Linked DNA regions of Mus musculus: region 2 is linked to region 1. The links are chromatin loops, found by intact Hi-C in ENCODE. Cell type or tissue: left cerebral cortex. All regions are shown on one strand. Links, peaks and the distances in the headings refer to the core of each region. The heading gives the core; the rest is flanking DNA. Region 1 overlaps Dock8 (dedicator of cytokinesis 8). Region 2 holds the start of Dock8 (dedicator of cytokinesis 8).

What was found. Hi-C counts contacts between places; a loop is a spot of excess contacts. Peaks named below come from ENCODE experiments on the same cell type or tissue, not always from the same donor. Only the 100,000 strongest peaks of a DNase experiment are listed, where the experiment ranks them.
Region 2: it touches region 1 in a loop (9-fold over the local background); 3 of 42 quality-filtered maps call a loop at or near these places.

Annotation. Positions count from the first base shown.
Region 1 is chr19:25,072,738-25,080,737 of GRCm38, reverse strand. It overlaps Dock8 (dedicator of cytokinesis 8), which reads right to left. Exons shown (of 48, transcript NM_028785.3): 5 at 2,535-2,658; 6 at 764-979. Among named protein-coding and RNA genes, the nearest start is that of Gm34235, 20 kb to the left of the region's middle. In left cerebral cortex, for the core only: no CTCF peak of the experiment used is centred there; a DNase peak (open chromatin) is centred at 5,755.
Region 2 is chr19:24,991,139-25,003,938 of GRCm38, reverse strand. Dock8 (dedicator of cytokinesis 8) reads right to left here and starts at 4,410. Exons shown (of 48, transcript NM_028785.3): 1 at 4,236-4,410. The coding sequence starts at 4,288. In left cerebral cortex, for the core only: a CTCF peak has its summit at 4,236; DNase peaks (open chromatin) are centred at 4,457 and 6,595; H3K4me3 peaks cover 1,426 bases; H3K27ac peaks cover 454 bases.

The DNA.
Region 1 (8,000 bases), core at 1-8,000:
ACTCTTGTCCACTGAGCCATCATCTCTCTAGCCTCCAGCTCTTGGTTCTTGCAACTGAACTTTATATAAAACGTGAGCAGCAGAGACAGGACAGCTGCTGTCTTGGTGAGACCCGGGAGTGTAGGGATCCTGACAGACAAAGGGAAAGGCTGAAAAGAGCACACAGCACACAAGGAGTCAAAGCACAGAAGGCTTGAAAGATGACAGCCTCTCAGGCCATCCAAAGTGCTCCAGCAAGCAACCGCAAGCAACATCTAAACTGCTCTGGGCCAACTTCAGTAAATGAAGAGGTGGGAAAACTGGATTCGAAAGCTTCACACACTAGGAGCATGGCTGTGATTATCTCTGCCCAGAGCGTATTCAAAGCAAGTGTCTCTACTTGCTCATTAGGGCCACGGGGGAAACATCTTAACAAAGCACTTAATAACACCAAGCTTTAAGTAACAGTGTGTTCCTGTTGGATTAGTTGTGAAACACACCCCTAAGTAACTGGACGGTTGGCTCTGAATGATATACTGTATGCAGACCCTTGAAATGTTCAGGAAATTAAAATACTATGAAAATTCTAGCTAGTTATTGCTATAGAAATCCCATTGGTATGATGATAAATAAGGGGCTCTCCAATAATACAAGTGTGCTTAAGTGAAAAGAGCCACGAAGTAAGCATCCAGATATTCACGCTGTTCTACAGTGTCAGAGAGCAGAACAATACTTGGATTCCCTGTTGTCACCAATATCCTCCCCTATGGAAACTCTCACTCACCTCATCCACGGGCGGATAGAGGGCAAAGAGCTCAGCCGGCCGATTGGTCTTGCGGGCCTCCTCCTTCTCCTTCTCAAAGTCCTCAGCGCTCACAAGCTGGAGCAGGTTTTCCAGCCGCTCATCAGGCTGCAGGCTGCGGAGGTCGAAGTCACAAGAAGTGAGGGGGCCCTTCCCAGACACGTCACACAGCACGTTTAAGGGATGACGGGGTCCTGTCTGTTAGAGAAAACAATCGGTCTATATGAGGGTCAAGATTCTCATTTGTCAATGAGAACTAGACTCAGGGATGTCTCAAGGCTGTTCCAGCAGGGATCTACAGCAGCTCCAGTCTCAAGGAATTTTTGTTTGTTTGTTTGTTTACTTGTTTTAACAAACTGAAGGCTTGACAAAACTGTGTTTGGCTTTCTGGTGGGACTATCCTGAAGTGCGATGTACTTTCTCTCCTGGAAGCAGGTCATTCCTCACCGGTTAGGTAAGCCAGTCCTGAGCAGTGACTTGAAAACATCACTGTGTTCCTATCAGTCATTGGCTGAAGCCAAGTTTCTTAGGAACCGTGTTCATGTCTCAGGCTGGAGCAAACAGCTAGGACAAGGCACAGCACATAAGAGCCTGGACTTCGAATGGACGGAGGGACATTTTTCTAATCAGCTTCAGAGCTTGAGTTTCGAGACTAGAAAATAACTCTAAGGCGCCTTCAAAAAAATGTATATACACTCTAAGGCTGAGTGCTAGGTTTACAAATACAGACATACGGGATTGGGATACACCTATCACAGGGTTTTACTAATGGCTATGGGAGCAAGCATCAAAGAAAAACCACACCAGCTCGGCAACAGCTTCTAGGTGCAACGGAAACTCATCCACCTCTGTTTTCTCTGTTTTCTCACCTACAACACCGGCCTGAGGGATGAGCACACCAACTTAAAAAACAGTGCATCATTGCTAGCTCTTCTACATTTCTGTTCTAAAATACACGCAGCCTAAAATACATCATCTCAGCCATCTTTTGGTAGGGTTAAGTACTATCATTCTATAGAGCAACCATCCTTTCTTTCCATATGATTCTTTACATCTTGTAAAACTGAAACTCTGCACTAAACAGTAACTCCCCATTCCTCCCCAGTCGCCCGGCAACCACGCTTGATGCCCCATTCTTCCACAATGGACACTTGATTGCTTCCATCTTTTGGCTACTGGGAGTAATGTTTCTATGGACATGGGTATATGCAGCATGGACTTAATCGACTATCACCACCTTATGAAAATAGTGGGAACAGCAGTCATAGTAGCTAGGATTTATTGGACACTAGGCATTTATTATCTTTACACATTCTGACTCACTCACTCCATACTCATGTCATCTCATGAGATACTTAGTGTCATCCTTGGGAAAACACTTAGTGTTTTCCAGGGAAGAAAACTAAAACCCAGAGAGGTTAATGATGGAGCCGAGGGATCACTAAGAAAGGCCTGGCACTCTGAAGATGAAGGCTTTGACTCATCCTGGCTCTAACAGGGCGGGGCCCACTGTCGGTCTCTTCCCCAGCTACAGCCCCTTCACTTTTTCCATTTTAATCACTGTGCTTTGGGGTTTCTATTTGAATCCTGGTTTCTGCAGCTAGCTACAAACCAGTTTGGGGAAAACAGCCACTGACTCAATGGTAGAGTTCCTCCTTCTTGAAGACTTTTATTCTAGTTTTTAAGAACCTGACAGCACGCCTTGGGCAGAGCCATCTGTCACCTGGTAACCGTGTTTGTTGACAGGAAGTACCTGAGTGTCCGGTTCACTGCACTCCAAGGTTTCTGACTCAAACGTCTGTTTCTGAAGCGTCTTCTGAAAATCTCTGCGAGATCCCGTCTTTTTAAAGCTGCAAAACTCTGAACTTCCTTGGTTTCTTTCAGTGTTGGCATGATTTGATTTGGAGGGAGACGGGGAGCAGGAGAGAGGGAGAAAGAGGCAACGCATTAGATTAAAAATAAAGTAACGACACAAGGGGGGAAGCAGCGGCGGAGGCTCCACAGAGGATGGCTTGTGAGGCTTCCATCGAATGCCGCACCCAGCCCTCACACAAGGCTCTGTTGTAGCCACATAGGAACTGGCCTCCTGGCTGGCCCATTATGAAAGGCAGGGACGCCTGGGAAAATGCCATTGGTAGAGGTGTGGTCACTTCAGCTGTGAGGCACTTGGCTCCAAGCTGAAGTTGAACTGTGACTGCAGTGTAAGAGGCTGAAATAAACCTAGCAGTGTGCAGAAGCAGCAAACAGAGAATGTTTCAAGATAAAAATAGAGGAAGCCATTTCAACTCCACATCAATGTTCTTAATAATGAGTAAGAAAAGCCGGACACCGCGAAGGAAAAAATATACAAAAATAATGTATGCACCGACATTCGTTGCTAACACTCACAGACCCACTCTGGATGCTTCAGGAGAATGCTGTCTACAGGATGGGAATATAGGTCAGGGTCAGTGGTCAGGCTCTTGCCCAGCATGCACGAGGGCCTAGATTCACTGGTGTGTGTTCCCATTCTCCCTCCCTCCCTCTCTTCTCCCTCCCTCCCTCCCTCCCTCCCTCCCTCCCTCCCTCCCTCCCTCCCTTCCTTTTCTCCTTCCTGTCTATCTCTCTGTCTCTGTCTGTCTACCTGTCTCCTCCACCACTCTCTCTCCGGGAAGAGTCTAAAATAGAATGGCCAAGACATTTACTGGAGAAGTAAGACCATAATAGAAAAAGCAGGAGCTCTAATTTGTCATTTTAGAGCTATGGAAACCAACACATACATTGCCTATTTTTCTGACTGAAAGGCTTCTTGGAAAACGTATATTCACACCTAATTTGTGTGCTTTATTTTTTTTAAAGACTTTTATTTATTTTGCTTTATGTATATGAGTGCTCTATCTGCATGAACACCTGCATGCCAGAAGAGAGCATCAGATCACATTATAGATGGTCATGAGCCACCATGTGGTTGCTGGGAATTAAACTCAGGACCTCTGCAAGAGCAGATATTGCTTGTAATGGCTGAGCCATCTCTCCAGCCCATGCTTTCTGTTTTTACTGTAAAGACCACAGTGCAGGCTGGTAAAGGGGCATGCAGTGAGGTTAGAATTTATTAGGCAGGTCAAATAGCCTACAGGTAAAGACAGACCTGTAGGAAGCTAGCAAGGATTCAAACACCCTTTGTAAGGCTCTGAAAGGGATGGGCACTGCAGGAAGAGAGGTACACACAGCAGGTACTGAAGGTTCACTGTGTTAGGTATAGTAGTTCACTGTGTTAGGTATGGCAGTTCATTGTACTAGGTATAGTAGTTCACTGTGTTAGGTATAGTAGTTCACTGTGTTAGGTGTGGTAGTTCACTGTATTAGTTAAGGAGGGAGGAGATGCCCCAGTGCTTTAGCAGGGAGGCCAGGACTTCTCTTGATTTTATGGTGCTCAGAAGACAAAAAAAAAAAAAAAAAAAGTTTTTGAGAAAAAGTGACAAAAAGTCTTGAAGCTTTCTACAAGAGCAACCTGGCAACTATTCTAAGCCTGGGTTACTATGACTGGTTGCCTTCAGTGTCCCTTGGCCATTTGTGTGCCCAATCCAATCTAATAAGGCTGGGCAAAAAGCAAGCTGAATTAGGAACTAAAAAAGAAGAGAGTGACCATAAACAAATATGAATACTTAGGAGAAAATCAAGAAAAATGACCATAATAATTTCTGATTTGGCATTCCTAAATATCTGAAAACAAAAATGAAAGGTGTGTGTGTGTGTGTGTGTATGTGTGTGTGTATTTTTAGTTTCAGTTGTTCTGAGTTTGTAAATGAAGAGTCAATGATAACTAACCAACATTTATTTTATAAAATGTACTGTCTTTTAACAGAGCTCTTTGGGAAAAGACCTGTCCTTAAGTCTGCCAACTTCTTGAAAGTTATTCTCCACCAGCAAGTCTAGGGAGCCACATGGAGGGGATGGCAGTCCTTGGTGCATAAAGGAAGAAAACACCCTGGGTGGGTAGCAAGGTGGCTCAACAGGAAATGGTGCTTGCCACCAAGACTTACGGCTTGAGTCTGATCCCTGGAACCCAAATACAGGAAAGAGAGAATTCACTCCCGCAGGTTGTTTTGTAGCCTCTGCCACACCCTGTGACCAGTTCCCAAACAGCCACACTACTCACAAATAAATAACAGAAAAGATGAAAAGAGCTGCGGGTGATGTAGTCCTGTACCTTGTCTACTTGGCCACACTGTGAGTGGTCTAATATCCTGGCAAGAGGAAATAATTAAACTAAAGTAGTGGCAAATATAGGTTAAATAAGAAATGTTGTCTTGCAATTAGACCCAAATGAGAACACACTAGGCCTGTGGTTATTAGCTCTGTAATGCCCTATGTGGAGCAGAAAAAAAAAAAAAAAAGACTAGATACTCACAGCAGTCCCTCTGAATCCATTCTAACTCCCCACGATGGTGTCTGCAGTTACTTTTTAGGACCCATTCCCTCTAAAGAGAACTGAATTCAAAAACAGGTTCAGTATTATAAGCTCCTTCTCAAGGAGAGATTGGATTTATAGAGAAACAAACAAACCAACCAACAAACAAAACAAAACTGGAGAAGCAGCCAAAAGACCTACATGGTGTTGCTGTCTTAGCAACCAGAACTGCACTCTGTTAGCTTGCCTTTTTCCCCCATCTTATAAACTACATCGATCTCTAAGAGTGTCTACTTATAAGCAAACACACACACACACACACACACACACACACACACACACACACACACACTTTAGCCTTTGGGACTTGTACTTTGGAAAGCAGTAAGACCATTGTGTTCAGGTTGGAGTCAGACAAACGTTTCTCTCCTTCCTCATACCCTTCAGCATCCACTTCCCCATCTTAAAATCTCAGAAAGTCACAGTGCTCTTCTTGGAAGCAGGGGTAATGCTGGCTGGGGAGAGGCAGGAGCTGGCAAGCACTGAGGTGACTCATTCCAGAAGTGCCAGCATGGAAGGAGCCACCACTGGGTAGGTAGTGAGACCGCTGGCTCAGAGCCTCTGGCTACAGGCATCTCAGCCTAGTCGTCCCACCCTGGCAACCGACTCAAACAAAGCCAAGTTCCCATTGAGCCCGTGTGAAGACACAGGAAGATGGGGAAATAGGCAGACTGGGAGAGCAACTGTCCACACAGAATGAATACAGCCATCGCTTGCCAAACTCTGTCTTAAACACCTTTCTTACACACTCAGAAACGCCCCAAACCCAAAGATTTCTTGAAAGCCTTCTCTTTAGAGGCCAGAGTGTGTAGCAGGTAGAATCTGGCTGAGTGAGAAGGGCCTGATCTCAGATGCTGATCTGGGCAGGTGGCCTCACGTCGCTGAGCTAGTTTCCTTGGATATAGAAAAGGGGACAACTGAAGTTCATTTAAGAGTTTATTGTGAGGATCAGAGAATAATTGTGTCCTTCTCTTCTCTCCCGTCCCTTCACTCCCCGTCTCCCTTTCCTTCCCACTTCTCAAACACTCTCTCTCCTTTCTTTCCTACTCTCCCTATAAAACTAGGTGTTAAAACCTTAAGATACATTGGAAGAAGGCAGCCATCTGTCTTGGAGGTGGAGAGTAGCCTGGGAAATCCAGAACTGGAACTCGAACTCAGGATAGGGTACAGAAAGCATTTATTATGAAAGTGCTACCCTCACAGAGGGGTGAATTGGAGTCTAAATAGTGCAAGGAAGATATCTGAGCATGGACAGCCAGGAGCACGCCCATCACTGAGCCCGAGTCTAATAAAGAAGCATTTATAAGAAGGGACATCTGACAGGAGGTATCAGGCTTGGGCATCCTGGTACTGTGTCAGTGCAAGAAGAGGCTCATCTGGGTAGGGGTGACAAGGCCAGTGTCAGAACCAGAATAGGAGGAGGAGGAGGATGACTGGGGTGGAAGAGAATCTGGGTAATGGGTACACAGAGGAGGATTAGACAACTTAGTAGGAACATGAAGGACACGGGAGCCATATTTTGCCAAGCAAAGGAATTAAAATATCAAAGGGAGAATGCTAAAACCAACACTGTGAAGTCAGATGTCCATGCCAGCAAGAACTCATGGTTTCCACTCTCTTCACTGAAAGGGCGTGAGGAGGAAAACCTTAGTAAAAATGAGCACACTTAATACATACAGCTTGGCTGCTGAGTACCACAGCCCACCAAACCATGGCAGCCTCTGAGAGCCACGGCTAACTCCAGGAGGAAGATGGGGAAATCTAAGAGTTTCTGGAAATTTTTGTGTCAGGGAGGAAGAATGCCATCAATGACTGCTAGGGCCATGTAAACAAGACATAGGGGTCAGTCAAAGAGCATGGCTCCAGTCAGACTGAAGATAGTTTGATCATTGAAATATGCATCAGACATGAGTGAAATCATTCAATAAAGTGGAAAATTATAGATCCATATTGAAAGAAAGAAACTGAAGGTTTGATAAGGAAAGGGATATATCGTGACAATTAAACCCAAAGGGAGCACCATTCTATAAAATAGCTGGCCCATAATTTCATAAGGCAGAGAAATATAACTATATACTGAGAGTGTCTTCTCATGTGAGCAAGGCTAAGGGCATGGGGTACTTAAACACACTGTGCAACTCAGAACTGGATCCTTGAAGGAACATTCTTTGGCCATTTGATGAAAAATGAAGTCTGAAGATTAGTGGTATTGAAAAATTAATATTTATTTGCAGAATGTGGGGGTTATATGGCAACTATACAATGGCAAATGTACTTGTTTGTAACAATTACACACCAATGTAGGCAGGGTGATGGGGATATCAGGTAGGGAACCTAGTCTCACATGATTAGTGGTGAGGAGGAAGGGGTCTTTGTTCTATATGTACAATTTTTCTACAAATTTGAGGTTGTCTCCAAATACAAGGAAAGCAGTGTGTCAGACACGTGGCACTGTGGTTGAAACTACAGGGACCCCAATCAAGTCCCCTTTACCAACTCATACACGTTCTCCAGCTGCTGTGAGCTTAGCAATTGTCAACTCATCTTACCTTCCTGTCCCCCATGCCAACCTATAACTTTGGCTCCATGGTGGTTATAAAGATTGGCATTGGAAGACAATGGTCCCGTACTTCACAGTAGGATGGCACAATAACTTTACAGTCGCGTTCCTCTTCGCAACACTGATGCAGCCCAAGGCTAAATATGATCTGAGATCCACCCCCATCCTCAGCAGACTCCACCCCAGACTTTTTCTGAAGACCCAACTCT
Region 2 (12,800 bases), core at 1-8,000, 77 kb after region 1:
GTGACCTCTTGGCTTTCTGCTCTGACAGCTTGTTGCGTTGCCTCCCCCTCCCCCTTTATCAACTCTCCCTCTGGAACCATAAGCCAAACTAAATTCTTTCTCCTGTATGTAAGTTGCTTTGGGTCATGAGATCTTGTCACGGCCACAGAAAAGTTAACTAATACAGTAAGGAATATAAAAGTGTAAGTCTTACAATCTACTTCTTTCAATCCTAGGTGTCCAGGGCTTACAACAGTTTATGATTTTCCTTTATTTATCTAGAGTTCTTGTTTTACTTTCATGTTTGATCAAGTTCTATACTTATTCTGGGTTTGACAGAAGCAAGTGGGCTGAGATATGGCTCAGTGGTAAAACATTTGCCTAGCGTGCAGATGGCCCTAGCTTTAATAACCAACACTGCATAAGAGGAAAAAGAATATGAAGGTCTTGTCTGATGAATCTTCACAGCATTAGTAATAATTTCCTGCATCTACAAAAGCAGCATATTCCAGTCATCAAAGAGGTCGTTCATTAACAGGGGAATGTTCCTTAAAGAACTAGGATACATCTGATAACAGCAGTTCCTAAAAATCCCAAACACAACCATTGTTGTGACTACCTAGTTCAGATCTAGTCTTTCTTGCTCGTGACAATCAGGGAAAAACTAAAGTCAAGAGCAATGCATCTTAGCCTACCAGACATTCCAAGTCAGAACAATTCGGCGCTAGAGTCTTGTCTTCTATCTCCCTGAGTTACTGGTTCTAGAGAAATGTTTCAAAATACCCAACTAGAGTTACAGTCACACTAGCTGCTCCTAGCATGTCCTCCCTGATGATACCCAGCATGGGAATATAAGGTTCTGAGAGCACCAGAGAGTCAGATCAACCATGGCGAGACAGCTGCTGCCAGCATTGACGACTTCCTCTGGCTTTGGCGCTGGCCCTGCACTGGGCAATGCTGCTTGCAAGAAGCCACAGAAATTTGCATGCAGTGGGGAACATTTTTCACAGACTGTATGTAAGACACTGCTCATTCCTCTGTAGGGCCCAGAGCTGAGCTCTTTGCAACTGTTCATTTTTAATATGTCACATTACAATATTTCATTAATAGAAAGAACAAGTGTCTTAAGGAATATCATTGTTAAATAGAAAGGTGAAAATGTGAAAGTGTACTAAGAGTCCTGATGGCCACCTTTCCACACGGTGTTACTTTTGGAATCGGATTTATTTTAAAAACCAATAGACACTCATGTAGGTAAAAAAAGGTTTTTTTTCCATGTTTGACTCTGCTGAACAGCACCTTGCTGACCTAGCAGGTACTGCTCAGAAGCAGAGCTGTCAATGCTGTTTACAGAAATGATTTTTTTAAAGTTAACTCTTTGCTTTTAAAGGAAATTCTTAAAACACGTAGATCAAAATAGTACAGGCCTAATGCAGAGGGCCAATGTAAGGGCCATCTGTAGTCCTGGCTGCTATCGCGGACTGTGATCTTTACAAATTACACAGCCTTGTGCAAGTACACCCCACGCTTCACTTTCCCCTTCTTTCAAGTTTCATTTCTCTCGCCAGGGTAAAAACATCTCCAGCTTAGCGGAGGAAAGGGTTTATTTGGTTTACAATTTCATATCACAGTGCATCATTTTGGGGAAGTCAAAACAGGGATTCAAGCAGCTAATCGTATCCACAGCCAAGCGCTAAAGAAGCCCCACACACCCTGGCTTGCTCAAGTCCACTTTCCTCACTCTTCTGCAGCTTAGGATCAAGCTTGTGAAATGGCACTGCCCACAGGGGCTATGTCTTCCCTCCATCAAACAACAATGAAGAGAATCTAACAGAGACATGTCCACAGGCAAACCCGATGCCGACAACCCATCATTTCTGACTCTCTTCCCAGGTGACTCTGGATTGTGTCAAGTGGACAATGAAAGCTGACCACATCTGTCCAGGACGACTGAGCACAACATCTGCAACAACATCTGCAAGTCAGTATTCAGCCTGCAAGTGGCGGGTTTGAATGTTATAGCCACACCAAATACATTCTCAGAAATCCACTCTTCTGAAAGTTATACCAGCCAAGACCTCAGTGTAACTCTTGCTCCCAATACACAAAGTGGCTTACAGGGGGGAGAACAAAACTCTTTTTAAAAAGAAAAATACAATGTAGACTCTTTCCAGAAGATTAGAAAGCATACTTTTCTTTCCTAAATGGGTACTTCTTGGAACATTTGGCTCCAGTTTAGGGTTCTCAGCACTGTGTTGCACATGTGAGAGATATAACCCCAAGAAAGCTGCAGGTGGCCACTGGCATCCCCATACCCTGCCCCAAATGGCCTCTGCCTGGAAAAATAGTCCAACTTCAGCTGCCCTTGGTACTTTGTCTTCGTAGGTTCTGAAGTATCATCTCAGATTTGATGATATTAGAGATGGCATTGACCACGACGAAGCTAGCGGTACTGATGTGTCAGCTAGCAGCTATTTAACATTCATTCTGAGCCAGGCATCATAAGCACGCTGTCTCTACTCTACTCAGTCCTCCTAACAGTCAGAAGAGGGAAAAACTAGGGTTCGGATACTAGTTATTCCCACTGACACAAAAGCCGGTACACAGTTGCAACCCTGGCAATCAGAAAGTTGAAGCAGGTCAAGTGCTCGGAGTTCAAGGCCAGTTTGTGAAACAAAGTGAGAGACCTTGGAGAGACAGAAAGAAGGGGAGGAGGGAGGAGACCAAACATGAGAAAAATATAAAATGTGTATGCCCAATGGGATATACTTAGTTTGCAGCAAAACTTTGTAAGGAAATTTGAATGTAGCCTGGCTCTTGGTTTTCCTAACACTGTTTTGCTTGGGTGGTTGCTTCTGTTTTGTTTCCTTGTTGCAAGGTCTCTGTATGCAGCCTAGACTGGCATCCAGCTTGTGATTGTCTTGTCTCAGCCTCCTGAGGGCTGGGATGATGGGTAAGTCCACCACTTCTGGCTAAGGACTTTAATCCTCCACCCTTGGGTTATACCAACCCCGAAGCTCCTTGCAAGAGCGTCTCCAGGCTTGCATTAGGTCCCAGACAGTCACTTCAGATCAGTCTCACCCCTCCTGAATCCCTAACAGCTTCCTGCCCTTGTTCCTTGTTTCCTGGCTTTTTTTCTTTCTCATGACAGGGACAAAGAGAGGAGAAGCGGGGAAGGCAATGATGACAGCCATCAAAACTTCCTATGCCCCTACGGCCCCACTGCAGCCAGGACAGCCTGATGAGGGGAAAGGCTCCGATAGGAAGACTGAATTATGATATAGTTACCCTTTAGCATTTGTATACAGTCCACATTAATAATTAAACTAATTGGACAGATGAAATAGTGAAGGAAGTGAAAGGTCTTGCTCACAACTGCACAGGGAAACTCCACTGGCCCTCTGTGGTCCTTACCGCTCACTATTCAAGGATGGTGATTCCTAGTGACTCCAGCTTCACTCACTAGCAGCCCAAAGATGAATTACTGTGGGCCAGCGTCCCACATGCAAAAACAAACAAACAAGAACAAGAAAAAAACACCAACCCTGGAAGTCCTCCAGAGCGCTGCCCTTCCACATTATCTTTTAGCCAGGCAGTCTAGATTTCCCAGGTCAAGGCAAAAATGCCCCCTTGAATACTTGTCAGCAGTTTTCAGTGGAGGAAACGCCGCCGCTTGAGTCTACCGAGAACTTTATGAGTAGTCAACTCACAGAGATGTGGCGTGTGCAGCTCTGTTTATAAATTGGAAATCCCTGTGTTCTTCACTTTTCTAGAGTGCTAGAAATCTTTAAACGTCAGCTACAGCTCATTCCCTTTCGCTTATTTAAAGGAGGAATTTTTTTAAAATCATTTTTTCCACTTCATGGTTGGCTCCTTTTGGACCAAGGTATAAAAATAGCGCTGCCATCCAAAGCCAAGATGTTTTTTGGAAAGAGGGGGTTGAAAGAGCCCTAACCCTGGACCACGGACCGATCTGCTTCAAAGCAGGGCTGATTTTCAGCCACTTAGCTTCTTTCCGCTGTCTCCCGACTGGAAGGAAGGCGCAATTTGTTAAGCCAAGTTCGGGCGCGCGACCCCGCGCTCCGGGTCGGGCCACCTGTCTCAGAACAGCGAGGGCGGCGGGAGCCACGCCGGGTTGGGGAGGTGGCGCAAGACGCTGGTCCGGACAGCAGCGCGGGTGACAAGAGGACGAGAATGAGTCGCCACGGGGACCGGCGCGCCCCGCCGCGGACTGGCCAGGAACCGCGCCGTCTTACCTGTTGATCTTGAGCGCGAAGGCGCGGCGCTCGGCGCTCGGCAGCGTGGCCATGGCGCGCGCGCGCGGTTCCACGGCTTCGGGGCTCGCGGGGCTGCGGGGGGACGGGACCCGAACGCACAGCCGCTGCAGAGCCCGGCGCGCCCGGCGCCAGCCTCATCTGTCAGCCGCGCCGCGGAAACTTCCGCATTTCCACCTTGGCCGCGCAGCTCCCGGGGGGAGGGCTCTGCTCCCTCCGCCGCCCGCGGCGCCGCCCGGCCTGGCACGCACCGAGCGCTTGGCGAGGGCGTGGACGCCGCGCCGAGCCGCGCTCCGGATACTCAGAGTCGCCGGCCGCAGGCGCGCGTTTCCCCCGCCGCTGACCCGGGACCGACGGGCACGGTGGCTGCGGAGCGCGGACCGCGAGAGCTGGCCGGAAACGCCGGCGGCCGGAGCCGGAGGGCGACTGGGGCAGTGAGCGCTGGATCCAGAAGCAGCCAGCGGGGTCTGGAGGGGCCACCCGGTGGATTGACGCCATTCCTGGGAACATTTCTTTTTAAGGCAGCCTCTTAGGACATCAGTCGACTTTTTCCCAGCCGAAGGCGCACTGTCATTCATGGGACACTTTATTATAATGGCTGCATCCCACGAGTAAATATTAGGAGCTATATGACTTTTCATTTTAGAACCTGAGGGAATACACAGCATTGAGATTGACCGGTATCTCAACAGAGTTCTGTTTTACATGGAGAAACCTGACCAGACCACAAAGGAGAAATCTGGAGAAATAAAAATAAAAATAATCCCCAAAGGATGAGCGTGGAAAAGACTGTGCCTATTTCAAGTAATATATTTGGTCCAAGTTGTGTTGTATGAACTCCGTGTGTTTCCACTTGTCAACTTGCCTTCGGAAACACGAAAGGGCTATATTTTTGGCTCAAAGCTGCAGAGTCTAGATATGGAAGCCACAAGCCACATGTGGCCGTTGGCCACTTGAATTTTTGGTTAGTCTAAAGTGAGATGGGTTGGAAAATAAATACACACTGGGTTTCCAAGACAGTACAGAAAAAAAATAAGGCAAAATGTCTTAATTTTTGTATTGATTGCATGTTAAAAACAATCCTTTGGAAGCTGTTAAGTTAAGAAACATATTATTAAAGATAATTTCACCTGTTTGTTTTTCCCTGTATTAAAATGTGGCTCCCATTAAGAAGATGTAAAAATTACTTCCTTAGCTCACATTTGCTGGCACATTGAGTTCTTACTGAACAACACTGGTCCACTACAACTTAATTTGTAACCTAATACTAAAATACTGGCCGACCATATGCTATTTATTCTTGGCAGCCTTCTTCCTCTGCTTCTGGGTAGGTAGTTGAGCAAACCTTCAGAGCTGGTTAGGTAACTCTCCCCCTCCCTCATACCAATGCCTTTAAACATAAAAGACAATGTGTACAACATAACAATACAGAGACTCTAAGTACAGACCGACAGAAAACACGACTTTAATAAACGAGGCCAACTATTCCTTGTAATCCAAACCTGTAATCTCCACTACTCAGAAAGCTGAGGCAAGAAAGAGGATCACAAATTCAAGGTCTGCCTGTGCTACAAAGCAACTGCAAGGCCTAACATTCTCAAGGGCCTGGATTCATTCCCAGGGTCAATTTTCTAGAAGGCTTAAAAATATATATCTGTTGTTTCTAACTTCCAAAGGTCTCCTAAAGATATTTACTACAATGGGATTTATGGGGAAATACTTGGATAGAAAAATATTAAAAGAATAATTGTGTGTGTGTGTGTATCTTCATTCTGTGAACAATAAGTAACCCATTGAAACATTTTTACCAGAGCCTTTAGTCCACGTACAGGTGGGCTTGTCTTGGGTTTCTAAATGTTCATGGCATGCACTTTCATACAAATCAAAAATATACTTGGTTCCACATAAACCCAAGTAAAATGTAATGAGGTTATCTTAAATGGCTCAGATATTTCCATTAGGGAAACTTTTTTGAGCCGGTCAGGAGTATATCATGGCACCTCACACCTTGCCTCACATTATACTATATTCAATGTATAATATCTGACTGTGGAGCTGAGCTTAATCTAATTACCGTTATCCATGTTGTCATTTTATGCTTAGAAATACCTTCACATTCCCTTAACAGTCACTGAGATCATCAAGAATGTTATCTATGGAGCTAGCCATAGCTTTATCTGCTCTCTAACGAATTCACGGTTCACCAGCAAACCTCAGGAGTGGCCATCCTAACGTCTCCTCTCTGCATGTTCACTGTCTCTGCAGTTCCCTATACTCGAGCTTCTCTCTTTATTCCTCCAGGCAGAGCTAACTGCAAGGCTTCCCTTCCTCATTTGCTGGCCTCTCTGGCCCTTCCTCCTTCTCTTTAGCCTTGTGTCATTCAACTTTGTTTCCCTTTTCACAAAACCTTGCTCTTGACTTCTGCAACCAGCCATCCCTGCATCAATTATCTTAACTTCTCATTTAGGTTTCCCCAAACTTTATTTTTCTGTAAATTGCGTCTCTCTTGTATTATTTAACACACAACTAAATGACACCCGAACTGGGCACTGTTTCGAGCCCCTTTACAATTAACCAGTTACCTAATTCATAATAACCACTAAGTAATGCCATTGTCTCTACCCTACAACAGAGGAAACCGAGGAGCTGATGGATTACAATGACTTGGCCCAGATCACAGAGCAGTGAGTGCAGGGCCATTTCCTATCCCAAAGCTCTGCCTGTCACCTAGACACTTCCGTTTAAACATCTTCTAGCTCCATAGAGCTAATGGCTCTCCCTCTTACGATCACTCACAGCTGTTGTTGGCAATGCCTCCCTATTCCTCGGATTTAAACTTTGGACTTACTGAGTAAGTTAAAAGCCTCAAGTCCCGGCTATGGCTTCTGCTTTGAGTTGACTATGATCCCAATGACCACCACCTTTGAATCAGAATCCTTCACCTTGGATGACCTTCACCTACATGCTGCTGTCTGGACTAAAGAAAGTGTCAGCTGTAGCTTCCCCCTCACCTTTACCTTTCAGCTCTAACCACCTTCCGGGGGCGGTCACACATTCTGTATAAAGTATCACTTCTTCATAAACATACCAGTGTTCGTACGGATTCCATCCTGGCTCATGGGTTCATGTCAGGATAACAAAAACCACTCCCTGCTCCACGCCTTGCTTATTCTGGTCTAATTGGTCTCTGCCACTGGCCTACATCCCTGCCAACTACCCTTCGTAGTTTCTCGGCAGCCTCCATGATCAAGTGAATCCTCCCCTCAGTGACTGACAGGCCTGCCTCAGTCAAAGCAGGGCAGAGCCACAACTCATCACCGAGAAGACAGTGGTCTTTCTTCTGGGGCCTTCCTATCTGTTATTCCTCCTGCTCTCTTCAGCCTACATTACCACCAGTTCTCTCCATCCTTCAGGGATTGAGGCAAGTTTTTATGTCCCACGCAAGGGAGAACTTCTCTCAGTTTGTCAGCGCTCTTTCTTGGTTTGGAAGCGTATCTCACTGTCAGTAAACACATCCTAATAGAATTCAGGCTGCACCAGGGTCGGTCTACATTGAGAACCGAGGCCGTTGGCACATCTCCTCCCTTCTTGCAAAAACTATCTCTACAGCTTCCCAAGATTCTCTCAGATTGTATTCAAATGTCATCTTCCGGGATACTGCCTGACTCCTTTTCCATAGCCCTTATCCTGATATACTAGATTTGTATGTTGAAAGGTTAAATAAGTTTTAATAAAGTATAATGAGAGGACAGTATACTCTTCATGGCACAAGGCAAGCAGACAATGAGAGAACACCATGTTGACTATTTTTTGCTTACTTTAAATGTATTACTCTTTATGCTGATAGTACATAAGATCCACAGAACTTTTTTCTTCTTCTTCTTCTTCTTTTTTTTTTTTTTTTTTTTTGGTTTGGTTCATGTTTATTGTTCCAGTGCCCAGAACAGAGCCTCACACATAGCTGGTACTCAAATAAGTGGAGGCACACACTCACTAACTATTAAAATAAACCCGAGTAGAAGTGGCCAAGTTCCCCCCATGTCTTTCAGAAGGAAGCGAGATCAGTATGTGTTATTCTCTTGAGTGTTTTAATTTGCCTTTAGATGAATGTTTTCCAGCTCTGTTCTGTATTTATTTCAAACCAGCACATAATATATTTTAGTATCTTCACTATAAGATTTGGATTGTAGCTTTCTTTCTCTGCCTTTCTCTCTGCCTCTACTACCTTCTTAACTCCTCCCCCCATGCCCTGAATAAACTCTATTCTATTAAAAAAAAAAATGGATTGTATCCAAATGTATCTGCATTCAGTGGGAATAGTCACATTTCTCTATTCTGTAACTAAAGGGACTTTGGATGGATTCATTAAGAAACTCCTTCCTTATCCACACACTTTCCAACTATTCTCCAAACCCTCTCCAAGTGGTCGCCATAGATCAAGTCCTGTGCTGGTGACAGCAGGATCAACACAATTAACAATGCGGTTCTCTGACTTCCTAGGACTCACGGTCTAGGAATGAGACACACAGAGAAGGAAAAGGAGGCCCGGGCTCTGTGGAATACCACAGGAACCTTTGCTGTACGCAACTCTGGGAGAGTGAGGAAGCTCAGGCAGGAAATGACTTATTCTTGAGGGGAGGGGGAGAGCAGCAGAGAGATTGACACCAAACACGATGGCGTTGTTGCCATAGTGATGTTGGAAGTGAGTCTTAATGGATAAGTTAGGCAGGCAGAGAAGAGTCACTGAGGCTATCGCAGACAGAAGGAGCATTGTACAACACAGGCAGAAAGGTAGACGATACCAAATCCACTCAGAGAAAAAAAAGTAGAAAAAATATGAAGCCTTGGTAGACAGGGCCTGCGTGCAAATAAAACTTGCTTTTTGTCTGTGCAGGTTATTCCTCTGGGAGAAATCTCTTTCTACCTGGCATTCCACAGTGAGAAATATCTAATATCCTTGAGAATGTGGGGCAGCAAGAGGCGGGGAATGTCTCTCCTACTTCTGGCAACTTTTCTTAACTTGTATAAACGCTGATGTTAGTGAAGGGTTGTGTATTGTTTGAGAAATACTTCAGACAATACTCACGTATTAGCTGCTATCCTCACCACTGTGACCAATAGCTGACAAGAAGCAGATTTATGGAGGAAGGTTTATTTTGGCCCACCGTCGGAGGGGACAACCCATCCTGGTAAAGAGGGTGTGGATGCAGGATCCGGCTCCTGGGTATGGCAGTCAGAGTGTGAGAGTCCTCGCTCACACCTGGGCAGATCAGGAACCAGAGAATGCTGGTGCTCCTTTGTCCTCTTTTCATCCAGTCTAGGCTAGGGAGAGCACTGTCCACAGTTAGGGCATGTCTTCTCCATCTGTTAACTATCCCTTGATGTACCCAGAGGTGTGCTTCACTGATACTATAGACATTTTGATACTATAGACATTGTTTTCTTGAAAAACAAACAAACAAAAAACAACTTTTTATTGATTGTTTGTGAATTTCACATCAGGCACCTTAAATCCCACCTATCTCCCTGCCCCCTCATATCTGCCCTCTGCCCTTGAAACTCCAGCAAAAGAAAACAAATAAACAAATAAAAATAATAAAAAATAAAAACAACAAATAAGAGGGGAAACACCCCCCCCCCGTGGAAGCTGCGGTGTATCATGGTATGTCACAGTGTATCACACAGTGCACCCTTCTGTTCAAACAGCTTGACTTGTAAATGTTTATTACAATGAGCCAATGGTCTGGTTTGAGGCCTCTGCCTTCTGCTAAACGATCAATACTAGTTTCTCACTGGGGCTCCTCTCAGATGTCCTGTTGTTGCCCAGTGTCACGGAGGTCCTTCAGCTTGGTATTGCAGGACTGGCCTCTTCACACGCTCCAGCAGTTCATAGATGAGGTAGATGCTGGGGTGGACCAACTCAAAGTCCTGGATCTGTGCCTGGGAGGTGGCTGTGTTGTTCACCCTGCCAGCTCCCCATGCACCTGCATCACCAGGGCCAGCTCTCCCTCTTTGCCTAGGCGAGGGGTGGGGCCAGGTCTCCTGCTGGTAGCCGCAGGAAAGGCACAGGGTTGGCTCTCTCACCCTCAGGCTCAAGCCTTCAGGGTCAGTTCTCCTACACCCATACCACCAGGGCAGTTCTACCGCTATAGATATTTCTTAATCTAATCAAGTTTATATCCACAATTAACTACCATAGCTCCCCAAATCATATAGTGCTGGTCCCCCAGTCTAGGTACTTTTGCTTCTTCCTGGAGTATCATATGGCTCTATAATAATGGTTCTCAACCTTCCTAATGCTGTGACACTTTAATCCAGTCCCTCATGTTGTGGTGACCCCCAACCGTAAAATTATTTCATTGCTACTGCATAACTGCGACTTTGCTACTGTTATAAATCATAATGCTAATGTTTGATCTGCAGGATATCTGATATGTGATCCTTGTAACAACCCACAGGCTAAGAGCCACTGCTCTAGGAGCTGTATCTGACTCTGTTGCTTGTCTTTGGATACCTTGCCCCTAGCCAAGGCTGCCTTGTAGGAGTAGATGCTCCTAGTCCTACTGCAACTTGGTATGCCAAAGTGGGCTGATGTTCATGGGAGGCCTCCCCTTCGCTGAAGAGAAAGGGACGGGTGGGAGGATGGTGGGGAGGGGAGGGGAGAGGGAGGGACTGGGAGGAGATGGGGGAAGCTACTATTGGGATGTAAAGTAAACAAATTAGTAATAGTACTAAAAATAAGGAGGAGGAGGAGAAGGGGAAGAGGAAGAGGAGGAGGAGGAGGAGGAGGAAGAGCTGCCCTATAAGGTTACTGTTCACTTCTGACTCACAGCATCCCTGTCTCTCCAAAGAAAGAATCTATCTCCTATTTTGTTGTTAGTTCTTATGTTTGAACAGTTTCTCTGGCATCCTCTAAATCCTTCCCACTCCTCCAGTTCATTCCGTTCCTGCAGAGCAAGAGAGAGAGAGAGAGAGAGAGAGAGAGAGAGAGAGAGAGAGAGAATACTGTTGTATGTTTGGGTGCTTAGGGGATAGACTTCCATTCCAGGCTTCAGCTCACATTCTCCTTTGGAAAAATAATTTCCTTCTACAGATACTTCTGTTCCCAGCAAGTCTACATGGAGAAATGATTATGGCCCCATGAGTTTGTATTGGTCTGACTTCTTACAGACCTCACAATGCTAAAAGAGAAACTCCTGCTTGCCTCTTCACACCTTCAGCACATAGCAAAGTTATCTCGTATTTGAATATTTCCATTCTGTCTTCTCTTGACCTATACAGTAAGTAGGCCTACCCTGCCTCTCATAGTTTAAGCCAAAGGATCTGTGAGCACCAGGAAGTATCAAAAACCACAGCTCTCAATGCAGTCACATGGAAGAGCGCCTTTCTTATTCCAGTGAGAAGGACATAGGGAAGGGAGTGACTCTGCAGTGGTGGTGGCCATCGATGGCCATCTACCTCCACAAAGAACTGCCCAAGGTGGGCGGGAAGCAGAGCTACCAAGTGAAGAGGAGGTGGAGACCAACTCCCAACCAAATCCTCTGGCCATTCGTGCATGTTCAGTCACATGAGCAAATAAGATGGTTAGTATCAGTTGACTAGACCTTGTGTACCAGGCAAGAATACATTATTTCAATTAATTCCAGAATTTCAACACATCAAATAGGCGTGGTCATTATCTCCATTTTAAATAGGAGGAAACCGAGGCATAGACTAAGCAACTACATAGTTAGTCATTGGCTGTAGGTAACAGTATTCAAATGTGGGAAGTTTGTCTCTAAAGGCTGTCCTGGTGACAATCACCTTATACTGCCTTCTGAAAGGCACACTTTTACTTAAATTGGTGAGATACAATGAGATAACTAATGAAAGGGAGCACAAGAAAGAACATAAAATAATCATTTTCTCACAAGCACGTTACCTTACTCTTTCTCATTGCATATTTAATATGTTTCTGTTGGCTATATTTGTAATGATTTAAGAAAATGCACTTTTGATTTTGGGGGGGAGGCAGGGTAATGCTGTGTTTCATCTGCATTCTGACATTAAGCCACCTGGACTCACACCCCTGCTTCTTCATTTCTAGCTGGGTCTTCAGTCTGCTTTGCGCTGCTATGACAAAACAGCCGAGCTGTAGGAACTTCAAAAGAGGGAAAAGGCATTTTTGACTCAGCGTTTCAGTGCGCAGTGGCTGACTCCATTGCTTTGGGGCCTGTCGCAGAGCAGAGCATCATGGTGCGGGGTATATGTAGAGCCAAGCTGCCCAATCTAACCAGGAAGGTTAGAGGTGGGGAGGGGTGCTGGGACGGAGGGAGGGGAAAAGATCTTGTCTATGCTCGCCTCAAGGGTATGTTTCCCATGACTTTGTTTCCTTTTACCTTAAAGGTTCCACCAGCTGGGAACCAAGCCTTTCACAAGGGAGTTTTAGGGAGACAGTTTAGAGTCAAACTGTCACACTGGCTGGGTGACTCTTGGAACATTAGGCAGCGCCTCTGTAACTCAACTTCCTCAACTCTAAAACAGTCCCCTATAGAATCTTTTCCACAA